Linked DNA regions of Homo sapiens: region 1 is linked to region 2. The links are chromatin contacts, found by Hi-C or POLR2A ChIA-PET in ENCODE. All regions are on one chromosome and are shown on one strand. The core of a region is the stretch at or near the end of the contact, and the rest is flanking DNA. Distances in the headings are between cores, read along the strand shown. Region 1 has its middle 57 kb from the start of ARID1B. Region 2 has its middle 120 kb from the start of ARID1B.

The links. A loop is a pair of places that touch in the nucleus more often than their neighbours do. ChIA-PET counts read pairs that join two places held with the same protein, here RNA polymerase II (POLR2A). Pooled maps may share reads with other maps.
Region 1: a loop to region 2 is called in a pooled map, with 2.9 times the contacts of the local background. The contact joins two enhancer-like sites. A Hi-C loop is called at or near these places in 1 of 168 maps with a recorded cell type or tissue (endothelial cell of hepatic sinusoid), 1 of 37 single-sample maps with no recorded cell type and 3 of 50 pooled maps. POLR2A ChIA-PET finds 5 or more read pairs at or near these places in 1 of 52 experiments (HEK293).

What each region holds. Positions count from the first base shown.
Region 1 is chr6:156,718,915-156,721,974 of GRCh38, reverse strand. No RefSeq gene overlaps it. Among named protein-coding and RNA genes, the nearest start is that of ARID1B, 57 kb to the left of the region's middle. RefSeq lists silencers at 246-540, 1,661-1,980 and enhancers at 138-686, 991-1,060. Within about 2 kb of position 1,339, at least 37 of the 41 ENCODE cell types and tissues checked have a DNase peak (open chromatin) inside an H3K27ac peak, as active enhancers do.
Region 2 is chr6:156,656,672-156,659,619 of GRCh38, reverse strand. No RefSeq gene overlaps it. Among named protein-coding and RNA genes, the nearest start is that of ARID1B, 120 kb to the left of the region's middle. RefSeq lists enhancers at 1,553-2,066, 2,067-2,581. Within about 2 kb of position 1,255, at least 3 of the 41 ENCODE cell types and tissues checked have a DNase peak (open chromatin) inside an H3K27ac peak, as active enhancers do.

The DNA of each region.
Region 1 (3,060 bases), core at 90-2,589, 62 kb before region 2:
AGTCTGAGGCAGGAGAATCGCTTGAACCCGGGAGGCAGAGGTTGCAGTGAGCCGAGATGGTGCCGCTGCATTCCAGCCTGGGTGACAGAGCGAGACTCTGTCTCAGAAAAGAAAAGAAAAGAAAACAACAACAACAACAACAACAACAACAGTAAGAATTAATTGTTTTTTAAAAGATCAACTTAGATTTGTTCAGAATGTTCGTCTGACTACACAGTATTGTATCACTTTAATCAAGCATTAGCTTCTCTTCGAGTATCAGCTATCCCAAGAAGATGGGGGTGCAGGGAAGGCAGGGGTGGGGAGGTGTTGCATTCCAATCCTGCTGCCCAGAATTCGTGTCGACCCATTTCCTCATTCATGCGCTGGCCAGGAACACTCCGCTGGAACACTGTGAGTTCAGCAACTTGCATAACAAAGACAGGTCGACACCACCTAGCTCTGGAGGCAACCTTGCAGGATTGCTCCTGAGAGACGCTGGCATATGCCACAGAGGAGGAGAAAGTTCCACAAACAACCCCCGGATCTCTCCACCCAGGTCTCTCTACACCTGGTTTCTCAAGAGCAGATTGCTTAGCCAACCTTAACAATCCCAGAGGAACGCCAGGGCAAGAGGCTGGGTTCCCAGTACCTTTGCCCTAATTTATTGAGGGCTTTAAAAGTAGAAAATAAAACTTTGAACTCAACTCATCTGAAGCTTAATGATTCAGGTGTGCTACTTGCCTTCGGGGGCACCGGAGATCACTGAAGTTAAAGTGACAAAAAAAATTCTGTGAGCTGCAGAACAGAAAAGCGTGTCCAGACCCGACCCAGCTGCTTCTCCTAGCGTATTAACTTGGCAGGAGAAGCACGGAAGTCCCCTGTTCTGCCCTTGTCCTTTTCTAATGGATAGGATTTCCCCTGCTTACGGGCCTCTAATCCTCTCTCCTCTCTGGCCTTCCAGAGTGTGGAGAAAAAGTGCTCTGCTTCAAGAAGAGGGTAGAAAGATGAGGGTGAGAATGGTAGGAAAAGGAGGAAATGAAAATGGCTAGTGAGAAATACTTGGAGAGAAAAATAAAAGTCAAGGGTGAAGTCAGTTCTCATTTACACTTCATTGAAACTTAAGTTCAAATAGCTAGTCCTGCAATGAGCTCATCGACACCACTTTATACAAATATCATAGCCCACATGGGCCTTTTTCCTATCTTACTAGGGAGATATTCACAGCAACCCCATTCAGCTCTGTTAGGATCCACTGTGTTAATTTTTGTGGCAGTGTCCATGTGGTGCTTCTGCGCAGTAGGTGTTGAATGTAGTTCTGAAACTAAGATTCCACTATGACCGACTGCAAAGCAATGTAGTAGTATTTCAGCTTAGATGATATTTAAGGATAAATGTAGCCCTTTTAGTGACAGGGAAAGCTAGGCCTAAAAGGAAGGAGAGATCTTTGGCCTAGCCAAAGGGGAGGTGGGCTGCTGTCCGCACCCTCAAGCGAGAGAAGGTTCCAGGCTTTTCCAGAGTGACCTCTCTCTTCTTCCTGGGGAGGGCTCAGAGCAAGGGTTACCTTTGGATGATTTCTTCTCGCTGAATTCAGCTACTAAGCACTTTGCCTGGAAAGGAAGGGCACCTCTGAGCTATTCCTACCGACGCAGTGTGTGCACGTGTGTGTCTGTGTGCATGTGTGTGGGCGTGTGCATGTGCGTGTGTGTTGCTCCTGACAGGTCCTGAGTGCAGTGCAGAACCACGCAGCGCGCAGCGGGAGGCCTGCAGCCGCTGGGCGTTTTCCCAGGCCGGCCTGCGGCGCGGCCGGCCTCCTGGGCCGGTGCTGGGCGGCTGACACATGCACCAGTTTCGCTGGGTCGGCGCCTCCCCGGGGAGCGGGTGCGGGGCGGGAGAGGTGAGTTGAGCAACAGGGCCCGCCCCGCCCCCGTCCTGGGCCGGCTCTGCGCAGAGGAAGCGTCTGGAACGCCGGCACTGGTGTGTGGCTTTCCCAGGGCGTGTGGTGTGTAAACAAAATTGTTGTCAATCAGGTCGCGTCTTTGAAGGCTCCGAGGGAGCCTGTGAGTTCCAGAAGCCCCGCGGTGGATCCCTGTGTGGACGCAGAGGCTTTTTGCTGGGCGCACACGCACCCCCACCCCCGACAACGTAGATCTTTACTAATTTCAGGGTTTGTGACCTCTCACCTTTAGTCTTTAGTTTCTCTCCTCAGCCCTCCTTTCTGATGATCTTTACCGCCCTGTAACCCTACGTTTCCCAGTCGCCAGAGCTGCTGAGACCGCGTGGCCATGAGGTGGAATTTCCCAGCTTTTTAAACCGGGGCTTTTACCCCCAAGACTGTGGTAGATGGGTCACAGAAAGGACGAGAACGTTCCCAAACCCTCCAGCCTTTGAGACAGAGTGTGTGCTTTAAGAGACGTTAATGGCAGGGCGCGGTGGTTCATGCTTGTAATCCTAGCACTTTGGGAGGCCGAGGTGGGTGAATCACCTCAGGACAGGGGTTCGAGGCCAGCCTGGCCAACATGGCGAAACAACATGGCGAATTTTTAGTCTCTACTAAAAATACAAAAAATTAGCCAGGCCTGGTGGCGGGCACCTGTAATCCCAGCTACTCAGGAGGCTGAGGCAGGAGAATCGCCTGAACCCGGGAGGCGGAGCTCGCAGTGAGCCAAGATCGCACCACACTCCAGGCTGGAGTGTGGAGACAGAGGGAGACTCCGTCTCGGAAAAAAAAAAAAAAAAAAAAAAAGAGAAGTTGATACAAAAAAAAAAAAAACCCAAAAAACAAAAAAACAAAAAAAAAAAACAAAACCAGAGTGTGGATGCCTTGGAACACCCACCTGTGATCCTTGCGGAGCGGGGGTCTTCACCCTGGGGGGTGGACTCTTTGGGGACTGGGTCACCCCTTATTTCTCCGGAAGAGACAAATATATTTCACTGGGGATGAAATGGTTTCTGTACATAATTTAAATAGTGTTTTGGGGGTCCTAGGCATGCAAAATGCAGCTTGACTTGAAGGTGTAATTCTCCTTAAGGGAAAATGTGGAATGCGCCGAGTGTTTTCCTTACCTGCTTTTCAAGCTA
Region 2 (2,948 bases), core at 6-2,505:
CTCCAGGTCTGTTAGGCTCTGAAAAGCACCCGACAGGTGAGGCTCGGGTAAAACAGTTTCTCTTGAGGGCAGGTCTTGTTAGAAGAACAGAATGCTCTGTTTTATCTCAAAATGGTTCCTTTTCTCCTCCCCCTGCTGGAAGCTCAAGAGGGTTTTCTTTCTTTAGTATTCACTGTGCAGCTGCTGGAGCTCCTAAAGGTAAACTTACAGAAGTGTGGGGGCCCCCTGTGACTGGGTCATCCTGGAATTTTTAATTCTCAGACCTGTCCACACTGAGCCTCCAACAATTTATCAATTACAGTCCAGGGTTTTGCACCTTGGTACTGGTTCCCATAGAGGTTTCTGCTCTGGTAATTTGTGATTCTCTGTATCTGCCTGCCTGCCTCTCTAATTTTGGGGCAGCAGTGTGCCCTTGACCTCATTTCTCTGAGGGCTATAAGATGAGTCATTGACTTCACAGTTTGTAAATCTCCTGGCATAGATGCTTGATAGATGGTAGCTGCGGTGGGGGGACTCTCTGGAGCTCAATGTTTCATTTGGGCAGTGGTGTGGGGTTGGAACTTGTCCATGCTCTCTACTCAATGCCCTTATCACTAGGATGCTCAGCGGTTTCCTGGTACCCTTGCTGTTTCCTGGGTTATTGGGGGCGAAGGAGGTACTTTCCTCCTACAGCAACAGTGGCTTCCCAAGCTCCTCTTTGTAGCATCAACTTTTGTCGAACCAGAGGCATGAGTTGACCATCCCACCGTGGGCAGGAAGGCATGAGCTCCCTCCCTTTGGACCAAAGGCTTCAGCTTACCCATGAATCTAAAGAGCAGAGCAACAAAGAGTGACAAGGCAGCAGCAGCAAACCACGGCACAATTTATGGAGCATGGAAAAGACTCTGGAGCTTCCCATTGGTATTTAAGCCACATTCTGAGGCTCAGCGAACAATCACTGTCAGGCACATTATCTTTGAATACAAAGGACAACAAAGTGTAATACAGTCTGCAGTTCAGCCCAACATTCTTGTCGGTAACATTTCCAATTTTTTATTTTTCTCACTAGTTGACAATATTATGATTTCTTCCTACAGGGGATGAAACTGCAAGCCCCTGCCTATTTCCCTGCTTGGCTATTATTTGAGGTTCTATTATAAGCCTCTGGCAGGCCGCCACAGACATATAAACCTTTTTTTTTTCAAGGCTACACACGTGGTACTCAGTTTCCATTCAACTTTTGTCCGCTCTGGTCAGGGATGGTGCTGACGACAGACCCCAAGATCTCAGTAATCTTGGGAATTAGGTTGAGGTTTCAGAACTCGTGATTGCAGAGTCAAATCATGCAGACTTGGCAAAGCCGTCCCTGCCAAACGCCCCTTTTATCTGAATTAAAAAACATGGTGCCAGATTCCAAGCTGTGTACTCATTCCAAAAAGTCTTATGTTTTCTGGCATCATTTAACTTTTAGGTCAACAGAGTTTAAAATATAGCTTTGCCTTTTTCCATTAACACCTAATAAGACCCTGTGTAGTTTTAGAAAAGCACTGTGAATATTACAGTATTTTGTATTTGGGAAAAAAAAACAAAATCTATTTCCTCTTAAAAAAGAACTGAGGAGCAAGTAAGGAAGCAGACTTAGTGTTCATAGTAATATTACATGTTTTTAAGTTAAGGTATCTTTCAAGATAAAAATGCATTTTAAATTATTACTGTTTTGTATTTAGCTGTGGCATGTGGTTTATTCTGCAACTTTAATGACCCTTAAAGGAGTGGGTGATTTTGTGCTTACCTTAAGAGGGCATGGGTTAATAAAGGTTGAAAAGACTGTTGTAGATTTCAGTTTTATTATGAATTCCTTGCTCATTTAAAGTGATAGTTACCATCTACGTCTTTTCTGAGAGAGACACCAAGGTGCAGGCAGGTTCATTACAGAAAAACACAGTATGTTGAAAAAACTCTTTGTTCTGTAAATTGATTGGGCCAAATTTCTGGATTTGAAGGGAATTGGAAGGGAGCTTCGGTGCTATGGAGGGCCCAGCAGAGACAGGGGCATGAGGTGTGGCGATGCTTCGAGCTGCCCCCACATCCGCCTTGCGCTGTGGGTCAGTGTCTGTTTGAAGGAGTCACTGAGTGGGTGAGGGGTGGCCCTGGCTGGTGCTGCAGCCTGTGGTGCTCCTAAGTGGCAGTGACAGCTCATTCAGCAGCAGTGTGACCTTTGGGGGAATGCCTGCCACTCATTTACTTGGGAGAATCCCAGACTTTCAGGCCACAGGCTCCTTGCCTATAAAATGAGAGATATGGATTAGATGATTTGCAGGGTCCCCCTCCAGTCTAAAATGCTATGATTCTATGGAATTAAGCCCATTTGATCTAAGAATGGAACCAAAAACCTTCTGCGTGTGTGTATGATGGAGGAATGGATTGTAATGCAGATAAGATGAAATAGTCCTTTTAGCCTTATTTTTGCCTTTCCCCATCTCAATGGTGTTTTTTTTTTTTCCCCCTCAGTGCATATTATCTGCTCTGTGCTGAGCAGGTTCAGAAAAGTATAAACCATATTCCTTCCCTTAGGATGCTTAAAATTTCATGGAGGAAGTCACTAACACATGAAATAGTAACATGGAGCCACAGATAATTCTTTTTTTTTTTTTTTTGAGACAGGGTCTCATTCTGTTGCCCATGCTGGAGTGCAATGTTTTGATCTCTGCTTACTGCAACCTCCATTTCCCATGCTCAAGCTATCCTCCTGCCTGAGCCTCTACCTCCCAAGTAGTTGGAATTACAGACTCACACCACAACACCCAGCTAATTTTTGTGTATATATATATATATGTGTGTGTGTATATATCTATATATATATTTTGAGATAGGGTCTTACTCTGTTGCCCAGGCTGGAGTACAGTGGCTCAATCTCCACTTACTGCAACCTCTGCCTCCGGGGTTCAAGTGATTCTCCCACCTCAGCC